Linked DNA regions of Homo sapiens: region 2 is linked to region 1. A link is an interaction called in ENCODE POLR2A ChIA-PET data of the cell type or tissue named here. Cell type or tissue: Panc1. All regions are shown on one strand. Links, peaks and the distances in the headings refer to the core of each region. The heading gives the core; the rest is flanking DNA.

Region 1 (5,844 bases), core at 964-4,963:
CTTTATATTTATTTGTGGACTTTTCCCCCCATGACATAATAAGAGCGAGTTAAGTGATGGTGAAAATCTCTGACTTTATCTTTTACTTGTTGATCATCTTCCTCTTTCTTTTTTGTGCTCTGTTTGGCTATTCCATTTTAGGGACAGTCCAACTTGGAAGATAGACTCTTGCATGGGACCACGGCAAGCTGTACAGGGTCTGCTTAGGCATGGATATGGACTGGGCCCTGCTGTCTGCAAGCCTAGCTATGTTTAGGTTGAGGCACCAGCTACACGGATCACTGGATTTCTGATATTCTTTAGGGAAGTCCATTGATAAAATGGTCTTGCGAATCATTGAGGCTGTCCTGGATATCACCTTGGGACACTTGGGGATCTCTTTCCATCCCAAAGAATAGGAATGTAGTTTAGGAAGGACCAGAGAACGTGTGATAGTCCATGGTCCTGGAGAGAATTAGGAAGGTATATGGGAGATGCTACAGAGTGGGACAACTCCACGGGTCCCAGTGATTCTTTTCGTTTTGTTTCTTGAAGGGATTGCATAGAATTGAGCTGAACCTCACTATGGTCGCCATGCTCAGATCATTTGTCTCTGCTGGAAATATCCCTCTTCCTTTTGGAAGTAGTACCCTTTTGTGGTTCCCTGTGTGCAATACAACCCTAGGGAAATCCATGGCCTGCAGGCGTTATCGCAGTGGGAGGTTAGGGAGGGGAATGGGGGAGTGGTTACCCTAACCTTTCTCCCTTCTTTTTCCTTCTGTTCTCCACAAGGCTTTTTGTGTTTTGTTGTTGAAAACAAAATACATCTCTGGCCTTTAAGATGAGCTGCATAGGAAGATGCATTGGATTAGGCCATAGATAAGAGCTTATCAAACATGGAGGCCGGGTACAGTGGCTCACACCTTTAATCTCAGCACTTTGAGAGGTCGAAGTGGGCGGATCACCTGAGGTCAGGAGTTCGAGACCAGCCTGGCCAACATAATGAAATCCTGTCTCTATTAAAAATACAAAAATTAGCCGGGCATGGTGGTGAATGCCTGTAATCCCAGCTCCTCGGGAGGCTGAGGCAGGATAATTGTCTGAGCCCGGGAGGCGGAGGTTGCAGTGAGCCGAGATCTTGCCACTGCACTCAAGCCTGGGTGATACAGTGAGACACTGTCTCAAAAAAAAAAAAAAAAAAAAATGGAGAGGTTTCCTCGAATATATCTTTTGTTCTGTGGGGTTCCTGCCTGCAAATCAAATGTTGGTTATCAGTGCAACTACTACAGAACCTGAGAAACAAAAAAGACTTCAAAAAATAAAAAGCAGCTCTTTCTCCTCAAGTATTTTAACCAGGAAAACTTAAAAAATTAGTCTAATTTGAAATCTTGCCTAATTTATATTCAATAGATAGTCTAAAAATGCTTCCAGATTTAAAACAGAAAGAAAATCTTAAAAGCAAATGATTTTTCTCTGTCTTTTCCTTTCTTCAGGCTTTTCCTCCAAATGCGATCATTGTATTTTTCTACTGCAGTGCAGTGACTATATTCTTCACAATAATCAAACTGGTCAGTTATCGCCTACACCTCATGTTTGACAAAGGAGAAGTAATTCAGCAAAAGCCCTCCAGAAAGGAAGAAAAGCCAAATAAAGACAAGGAGGCCAAAGGTGAACACATAACTAATCACAGAAATCCAAGGTAATATTTTCAATTAATGTGACACTTCAAAATGTAAATGTTTTGCTCTTGATTAAAATAAGTTTTTTATCAGTGTTTATGAAATTACTAGTATAGGCAGACAGAAATATATGCATTTTTCTTATATTTCAGCATATACTTAAGCATAAAATTGATATTCATAATCAAGATGGTTTAACTGGCTTCCCAATAAATGTCTTTTTGGGAAGTCAATATGACCTTCTCATAAGATCTAGAATTCATTTGCCTTAGGCTTAGCACTGCAAAAAATTTCCCTTCACTGCTTTTAATGTTGTTATTTAAATGCTTAGAGCATGCCAGAGTATTTTAAAGAACAGCATTTGTGTTTGTTGATATAAAAGTAATACATTACATAGAACTGAAATATTAAGAGTAATTCTTGAGTTAGCATTCTTTTCACCATTCTTGTATTATTTCTTATAGCTCCTTAAGATAGCATGTCCTCTAATTTAAAAATAATGTTTATTATAAGATTTATCTGCTGCAGATGGTGGCTTATGCCTGTAAACCTTGCATTTTGGGAGGTTGAGGTGGGAGGATCACTTGAGTCCAGGAGCTTGAGGCTGCAGTGAGCCATGATCGTGCCACTGCATTCCAGTCTACCCAGACAGAGCGAAGCCCTGTCTCTTAACAACAACAAAAAAAGATTTATATGTAAGGAATATAACAAAATGGACTCTAGGAAAAAAAGTTTTTAGACTAGTACTAAAAGAGTCATGCTTCTGTTTGATAATATCGCTCACTGCTCTTGTGTTTCTCATGTTGGGTTAGCAATAATAGGCAGATTCACAATGGCAAAAAGGAAGAGGCCAGTCGAAACCTCTCCACGCCTCCCCTCCGCTGCAGCTCCAGAGGGCAAAGCATAACCTCTCATCACTCTTCTGGGCCATTGGTTAGTGGTCTTCTTTCCTGTTTCACCCTCTTCATGTGATTTCGATGTTGATCTCACCTAGAATGGGAGTGTTCAGCAGCAGTGATTGTAGCTTGCATGCTGTAATCACTGGCCCGTGTACAGTGGAATATCACATCCCAGGGTCTGGAAATGGCCTGAAGGGTGCCCTTGGGACCATAAAATAAATGCCCAGTCGTGTGTTCAAAGCACACTCTCTGGCCTTCCCTGCCGTCCACCTGCGCTGCTGGGTCAACCACACTGGGCAGAGAACCAATATGTAGGCCTTTGCTTCTTTCTGTTGTCATTCATTTAAGTCATCATATCTGCAGTGCCTTCCACCTGAAATGGATATCACCTCTGCTTTCCATTTTAAATCACACTTGTCTTTTTGGGAAGTCAATAAATCACCTTTTTTCTAGATTAACTTTGTTGAGCTCCATTCACTATAGTGTAAGTAGTGGCTTCTTCCTTCTTTGCTTACTTTCTTAGTAGCAAATCTCCCTTTGTCACAGTACAGTTGTCTCGGTTGAATGTCCACATTTACATATGTTTGTATCCATTCTGGGCCCCATTTTATAGAAGCTTAAGGAGAGTGAACACTGTATTGTCTCTCCCCTACATGCCATTTAGAAAATCAGTGACTGCTGTCAGTTATTGCCGACTGTCTGGAAATGGACGGTCAGCTGAGTCATCTATTGATTTTTGTTTCTTTCATTTGTGTAGGAGTTGTCAGCACAGGAAACTGTAGAAGATCTCAAAGGTAAACTGTTAATCATTTATATTTTATCACAGCACTATCCTCAGTGAAGTGAGAAATATTTTTATAAAACAGAATGCCAGTGGATTAATTGAAAATAAGAACTATACCTAAGACTGCATAGTTATATTTTGACTTTGTTTCTTTAACTCTTAATTTTAATTTTTTCTCATCGGTATTTGTATATCAAGTCTTAATTCAAATTGTGATATTTTGTTGATCATAATTCATTGTCATTTCTCCAGTCTATGCCTCATTTCATATGGCTTATAAAGAGCAGACATATAAGTTTTTTATTGATGATAAATTATCATCCATATAAAAATTTGTATTATAGCATATACATCAAAAAATGACAGGATAAATTGTACAGCATTCTGCATATCTGCCTTTCTTTCAAGTTACAGATTTTGTTTTGGGGGATCTTTCTTTTAACTTAAACAATTTTTGTTTTACATTTTTACTAACTTTTTTTTTTTTGTCTTTTGACTACCTGCAGAAGGCTTAGAAAAGATCTTTTGGAGGCCTGAATTAATTCCTTCCTTTCTCTGCAATTCTATTTTCTTTTCCACTACTACAAAGACAAATTTTGTGCACTATTTCAATTTTGAAAATAATGTAAAGTTTAATTCGCTCTAGAAAATAGCTGAAATTAGCACCATAGCCCTGAACCCCTAAAATGAAGTTTCTTTTTTCATCATTCAGTTGTATCCCATTATAACAATATGTAAAGGATTATCCATATTTTTTCTATATTATTGCTACTGAAATAAATTCACATGAGTTAGACTTCTAATATTTTAGTTGCACGTACAGCTTCATAACAACGTTACTTTATGTGTTTTATATACACATATACAAGCACATACCTTTTTCTTCATATGAAACATATTCTTCCAGATTAGGTGTGCTATAATAATCTTACATACTTTGAATATCTGGTCTGGCCTTTTAATTTCACCATTCCAATTAAAACAATAATTTTCTATTTTTTACTTGTACTAAGAATTGCAGTAGAAGTTTTACATACATTATTTCATTCTGAGTCATAGTATGTAAAATGTACAGGTAGCATTTAAACCCATACCTGGCTACTAAATCCAGTGTTTCTTAGCAACACTGCAGTAAAGCAAAGAATTCTGTTTTTTCCTTAGTCAAATCTTATAAAAGATACCATCCTAGTTGGTGGTGTTCTACAGTATTTTAGGGGATTTGGTTCCAGGACCCCCGTGGATAACAAAATCTGTGGATGTTGCTCACGTCTCTTATATAAAACAGCATAGTATTTGCTTGTAACCTACACACATCCTCCTGTATACTTTAAATTATCTCTAAATTATTTATAATACCTAATACAATGTAAATGCTATATATATAGTTGTTATACTGTATTGCTTTTCATTTGTTTTATTTTTATTGTTGTGTTTCAAGAATAATTTCACAGTGGGAGTGTTATTTTAAAAAATAAGTATCAATGCAGCCGTAAATAAGAATGAGTTCATGTTCTTTGCAGGGTCATGGATGAAGCTGGAAACCATCATTCTCAGCAAACTAACACAGGAACAGAAAACTAAACTCACTCATAAATGGGAGTTGAATAATGAGAACACATGGACACAGGGAGGGGAACATCACACACTGGGGCCTGTCAGAGGTGGGGGGCAAGGGGAGAGATAGCATTAGGACAAATACCTAATGCATGCAGGGCTGAAAACCTAGATGACGGGTTGACAGGTGCACCAAACCACCATGGTACATGTATACCCGTGTAACAAACCTGCATGTTCTGCACATGTAACCCAGAACTTAAAGTAAAATTAAAAAAGTATCTAATTCCATTAGTTGCTGGTGCTGTTTTAGTTTTGTTATTATTCATTAGGTCTTGCTCTTGGGCATTACTCATTCATTTCTGATGCTAATAAAGTTGCCATGTGTCATTTCAGGTGTCATTCTATTAGAAGACCATCCCATAGCACCAGTGTCATCTACCTCACCTGGTATCAAAGTGGAAAGCTTACCTGCGTCTCAAGCACACATGCTGGAAACCACGACCAAGTCAGTAATACCTGTAAAACCAGTTGCCACAGAAACTCTCATCAATGGTAAAGGAAAGGAAAGAGGAGGCAAGGGGCAGCCTCCTTTGCGCCACAGATCCGAGGGTGGCTTAGTGGATAAGGGACCCTTGAAGAAGTTGCCCCACCTGTCTTTGTCTCAGTATGACTTACTAGAAACAGACGTTTCTTTCCAGCCGTGGGGGAGTGAGAATTCAGTCCTGATTCCAGAACCTGTCAGTTGTCCCCGGGGCTCCATAAGGGAACGGGTACAAAGCAAGTCACCTCAGGACAGCCTGAGCAGCAGCTGCCCTCAATGTGACACCATCGTGGCCAAGCCTGTGGAGGAGCCAGCAGACACATCCTGTCAGGTAGATACCTCCTGCCAGGGGGACCTGCCCTTGCACCAGGAAGTGGACTCCTCAGATAGTGAGGTAGCTGTTAC
Region 2 (5,844 bases), core at 850-4,849, 150 kb after region 1:
ATAACCTCTGCCTCCTGGGTTCAAGTGATTCTCCCACCTCAGTCTCCTGAGTAGTTGGGATTACAGGCATGTGCCACCACAGCCCGGCTAATTTTTATATTTTTAGTAGAGATGGTGTTTCTCCAGACCTCAGGTGATTTGCCCGCCTGGGCCTCCCAAAGATCTGGGATTACAGGTGTGAGCCACTGCGCCCTGCCTGATCTTCTGAATCTGTGGTTTGGTGTCTGTCATTTTGGAAATTTATTGGCTATTATTTATTCAAATATTTCTTTTGTTCTGCCCTCTTCCTCTTCTCTTTCTGAGGTTCAAAACATGCCTATGTTAGACAATTTGGTATTGCTCTGAAGGTTTTGGATACTCAGTAATGTTTGCAGTTTTGAACTCAGTTGTATTTTTGTGTGTCAGTGTGGGCCATTGCTGCTGACCTGTCTTCATGTTCACTGATTATTTCCTCGACTGTGTCCAGTGTGATGAACCTGTGGAAAGAAAGCCTTCTATATCTGTGACTGTGTTTTTCACTTCTATCATTTCCACTTGACTTTTTATTTTATAGTTTCCATCTCTCTGCGGAGATTACCCATTCAATCTTTCATCCGGCGTTGTTTTCCAGTACAGCCCTTAACATATTAATCACAGTTCTTTTAAATCCCCTGTCAGATCGTTCCACTATATGTGTCATCTCTGAGTCTTACTTTGATTACGGCTTTATCTTCTAGGAGTGAATTTTTTTTCTTGCCCTTTTGTGTGCCTCATAATTTTTGGTTGACAGCTGGATGTTCTGTGGAGGCCCATAGAGACTGAGGTAAATAGTTTTTATGCCTGAAAATGTGCATACATTTCCTTTGCTAGACTTCTGATATGGGGGGAGGAGTTGAATGAACCTAGTTGGCGAGTGGGACACTGTTGAGCTTTGTTGTTGCTGTGGTTATCCTCAGGGCATCATGGACCCTGAATTCCTGGAGGGATAACTTGTGTTCAGGTTGGAGAGTGAGGCGGGGTTGCCAGAGTGAAGTCTGCTGGGTCCCCAGCTTTCAGGCTGCACCTCAGAGTGGCTGCATGCTCTTATACCTTTCCTGTCCCTCTCCCATTGGTATATGTTTTACTCTTTACTTGCAACTTGTTACCTTGGTGGCAGGGGGTGGGACACGGAGGACATTCTGATTAATTTTCTAATGAAACCCCTTGGTCTCAGGGATGCATCCTGAGCTTTCCTCTCTCCCCTGTCTGTAATCCTGGGCCCAGCAGGTGTTCCTGCCCCTTCCTCAGAAGGAGAGTTTCTCATTTTTAAACAATCCCTTCCCTCCCAGCTGCAGTGAGTTTTCATCAGTGCCCTAAAGACAACAGCATTTATTGACCTTTCCTCCACAGATTACAATTTTTGTTCCATTGGAGAGTTGGCAGAAGGGCCCGGCTGAGCCGTGTGCTCCTGTGCATGTCTGCCTTTTCTCCCTTCAGGTCTGCGCCACATCAGACATGTTCTTAGGGTGCTCACCAGTCTTTTCTGTGAACACCCTGTAGAATTCTGAGAGAAGGAGCCGGCAATTTCTATGGCTCCCTAAGGCTTTACACTGTCCCACCAGCCCACACATAGCTGTGTTCACCAACTCATCGATTCCACTGGCCAAAATCTTCCCACCAGCTTTGGTTGCATCTGCCCCAGGTGAGTGAGTGCTTATTGTCTCTTTTCTCCCTGAAGGTATCTTTCTCTCCTCAGATTTTGGACTAGGTGTGGTACAGGAAAGGATTCCCAATCCAGACCCCAAAAGAGGGTTCTTGGATCTCGCACAAGAAAGAATTTAGGGTGAGTCTGCAGTAGAAAGTGAAAGCAAGTTTATTAAGGAAGTGAAGGAATAAAAGAATGGATCCTCCACAGACAACGCAGCCCAGAAGGCTGCTGGTGGCCCATTTCTATGGTTATTTCTTGAGTATATGCTAAACAAGGGGTGGAATATTCATGTCTCCCCTTTTTAGACCATATAGGGTAACTTCCTGACGTTGCCATGGCATTTGTAAACTGTCACGGCGCTGGTGGGAGTGTAGCAGTGAGGACTACAGAGGTCACGCTCATCGCCATCTTGGTTTTGGTGGGTTTTGGCCAGCTTCTTTACCTCAACCTGTTTTATCAGCAAGGTCTTTATGACCTGTAATTTGTGCCAACTTCCTCTCTCATCCTGTGACTTAGGATGCCTTAAGTGTCTGGGAATGCAGCCCAGTAGGTTTCAGCCTCATTTTACTCAGCTCCTATTCAACATGCAGTTGTTCTGGTTTACGTGCCTCTGAGAGCTGTCTGCTCTACAACTCAGTTCTGTAATGAGATTTTTAGAAAAGTCATGTATTTAAAGTTTGTGGGTTTTTTTTTTTTCATTGTAAGTGTGGAAGAAACATGCTTTACAGCTTTGTATATCCCAGAGAAGAAACCAGAAGCCTTCTGAAGTATTTTAATTTTACATGAAATTTGGATAAATTTGGTATATTAGAGGTTTTTGTTGGCAAATGTCAAAAATACAACTCAAAATTGAAACTATATTGCTTCACATAGCTGGAATGTCCCAGTGTGGATCATGATTGAGACATAGCCTTACCCAGGATAAATAATGTTAGCAGGGCTCTTTTTGTTTGTTTGTTTGTTTGTTTGTTTTTTCGAGTCAGGATCTCACTGTGTCACCCAGGCTGGAATGGAGTGGCTTGATCACAGCTCACTGCAGCCTGGATCTCCAGGGCTCAAGTGATTCCTCCTCAGTCTTCTGAGTAGCTGGGACTACAAACTGCACCCAACCTTGTTAATTCAAGTTACATAAAAAGGCTGTGCATGGTTTTGTGTGTGTGTGTGTGTGTGTGTGTGTATAATACATGTTCAAGTGCAGAAAATGCAGGAAGGATAACTCCTCAAATAGTCATTAACTGTGATTGGTACTGGAAGTTAGGTCAGAGTAAAGCAGATAACAGAAACTTTCACTGTACACTTTGTGTAACTCTGTACTTTTTTTTTAAGTTAACTCGTATTATTATATTTTGTTTTAAAGAGCATAAAGCATAAATGTGGAAAGTTTCAGTGTTTACAAGAGAAAGCTTCAGTTATATGGAAAAATCACTACCTGAACCATCTTATTCCTATATGTACTAGATTGATGAAATGTTATTACAAATAGAAAAATCTCAGGACAATGTGTAAGTTAGATATCCAGAGAGGTATGCAGAAGATTAGAGGGACAGGAGGGCATTACAAAAAGTTGCCTTATAGTTCATACATTAACATTGTTTATCTTGCTGAAATACCATGTGGGTAAAAGCAAGCAGCATGCATCCTGATAGGAGGTGAATGAACTTGGCTGTCATACCCATTTCCCAAGGGCAGGATTCGCTACACACAAGATTATAAGACCTTTAAGAGGGAGGAAGCCTGTAATCCCTGCACTTTGGGAGGCTGAGGCGGGCGGATCACGAGGTAAGGAGATCGAGACCGTCCTGACTAACACGGTGAAACCCCGTCTCTACTAAAAACACAAAAAGTTAGCCAGGTGTGGTGGCACGTGCCTGCAGTCACAGCTACTCGAGAGGCTGAGGCAGGAGAATCGCTTGAACGTGGGAGGCAGAGGTTGCAGCGAGCCAAGATTGCATCACTGCATTCCAGACTGGGCAACACAGCGAGATTCCATCTCAAAAAAAAAAAAAAAAAAAAAAAGAGGGAGGAGAGGAAGCCCCCAACAGAATCCAGGAAGCTGCTTCTTCTCCACAAGGAAGAGAGAGCTAAATAGAATACAACTCAAAGATGGAGAAGCTGTTTCATATATGGAATAGTTAGAGGAAGGCTAACATGGAATTAAAGATGCAGGAAACTGTAAAGGAAGACAGAGTGTGTGCATAAACTGTGTTGTTTCTACCACTTCACTCCAAGGTGAAATGAGCAGGATACTTAGAGAACAAAAGCATCTCTCCCTCGTCAGTCACTGTCATTATCTCCTGTTTCTTCTTTATTGAAGTCCACCCTTGCTTCCTTCCTCAATGGCCCACCTCCCCATACATCCTTAAGCTAAAGCTCCAGACCCCAACACATGCAGAAACACACAGACCCAGGATTACATTTAGATCCTAATTCTCAGGAGTCCAGAGGAGACCTTTGAGTTTTGTGCATTCCTACATCTTGGTAGATTATACAATTTCAATGTGCAATGTCGACTTCATTTGTGTTTATGGATACACTAATTAGCAGTCATGAAATATGACCTTAAAATAATATTTTCTGTCTAGTGTGTTCTCTTAAGGGTCTGAATGTGTCTGGCTGCATAAGGTCAGCTAATCAAAGAATCAGGGCTTGTTGCGTTTCCTTTATTAACGCCACATTTACTTGCCTAAGTAGCCTACTCCTGCTGGATACTATCATCCCTGCATTGTTTCTGTTTTTCTTTTTAGTTAAAATCTCCCAAACTGTACTTCACAGGTGATAAACTATTACCCCATGTTCCTTTCTCTCTCCTTATATTTTAGTCTCCCTTAGTAATTTTCTTTTCACTCTTCTGTTTTAGGTTAATCAGATTCATCTTGTTTAATGCCTCTTGTCTGAATAATCCTGAAATTCTATTGCTAAATACAGTGTTTATTGCAACATAGCTCTGGTATCCTCTATGAGGTTTAAAAAGAACTCTTTTATTACTAGTTTGTAAGGGATGTTTATGAATGGGTGTTGAATTTATTTTTCAACGTCCTTTCTGCACCAATTGAGCAACATACAGTTTTTCTTTTTTACTTTCTCAATTTTGTGAATTACATTAACATCTTTTCCTAATACTATATCATTATGAAGTGGACCAGATTTGATGATGATGTGTTTTTATACATTTATAGATTCATTTTGTAAATAGTTCATTCAGAGTTTTTTCATTTATATTCATAGATAAGAATATATTTTCTTTCTCATAATATCCTTGTTGAATTTTTACATTAGGAAATAGCCTGCCAATATGGACTGTGAAGTTTTTCTAAGATGCACATTTTAAGGCAATATCTTCTCCTCTACAGATTGCTTTACCTGGGTTCTAAAAGTTCTAGTTGGTACTACTGCTTTTCATTGTCATTCATTTTAAAATATGTTCTAATTTTCATTATAATTTATTCTTAACTGTTATTTCCATTGTTTTTATTACATGCAAATCCAAAGGATTGTGATTATTACAATTGTTATTTTGCCAACTTTTTATTATTGACTTCTAATTTAATTGTAAAACTGTGCATGATATTAATTTTTGGCATGGATCAGACTACTTTTGTACTTTAGTAAGGCATCAATTGTTTTAAATGTACCTATGTTTGAAAATTATATTCTTTCTCTTTTGGTTGGTGTAAGGTTCTAATATACATATCTCTTAGATGAAGCTTGTTAATTCTGTCGGTCAAATATTTCATATGCTTATTTATTGTCTAATTGAACTATCATTTTCTGAGCTAGGTATCTTAAAAGCTTCCCCTATGATTATAGATTTATTAATCTTTCCTTGTAATTCTACCTATTTTTACTTCAGATATTTTTGAGACTACATGGCTAAGTGTATACATTTCAATTATTTTATCTTCCTGGTGACACTCTCCTTTCATCATTATGTACTGCTATGTATTCTATTTTGAGTAAAAGCCTCAATATTTTGCTTACTATTAAAAGAGGTAAGGAAACTTTATTTTGGTAAAAATGTATTGATTTTTTAAAAATTATTTTGCCTAAAATTTTTAGGTGACTTTAATATTTCTTCTAAATCTAACAAGATTTTTATTTTTAAGGCAGACCGAGAGTCTGTATTTTGATAGGCAAATTTTATCTGTTTACATTTACTGAGATTACTGATATGTTTGGAC

Evidence for each region. Peaks named below come from ENCODE experiments on the same cell type or tissue, not always from the same donor. Only the 100,000 strongest peaks of a DNase experiment are listed, where the experiment ranks them.
Region 2: POLR2A ChIA-PET joins it to region 1 with 11 read pairs; 1 of 35 experiments calls an interaction of 5 or more read pairs at or near these places.

What each region holds. Positions count from the first base shown.
Region 1 is chr1:233,258,792-233,264,635 of GRCh38, reverse strand. PCNX2 (pecanex 2) reads left to right here. Exons shown (of 34, transcript NM_014801.4): 2 at 1,473-1,678; 3 at 2,471-2,591; 4 at 3,315-3,351; 5 at 5,292-5,844. Among named protein-coding and RNA genes, the nearest start is that of PCNX2, 34 kb to the left of the region's middle. RefSeq lists enhancers at 3,000-3,079, 3,110-3,229, 5,577-5,844. In Panc1, for the core only: no CTCF peak of the experiment used is centred there; a DNase peak (open chromatin) is centred at 3,305.
Region 2 is chr1:233,104,186-233,110,029 of GRCh38, reverse strand. All of the region lies in intron 21 of PCNX2 (pecanex 2), which reads left to right. Among named protein-coding and RNA genes, the nearest start is that of NTPCR, 160 kb to the right of the region's middle. In Panc1, for the core only: no CTCF peak of the experiment used is centred there; DNase peaks (open chromatin) are centred at 2,331, 2,639 and 2,926.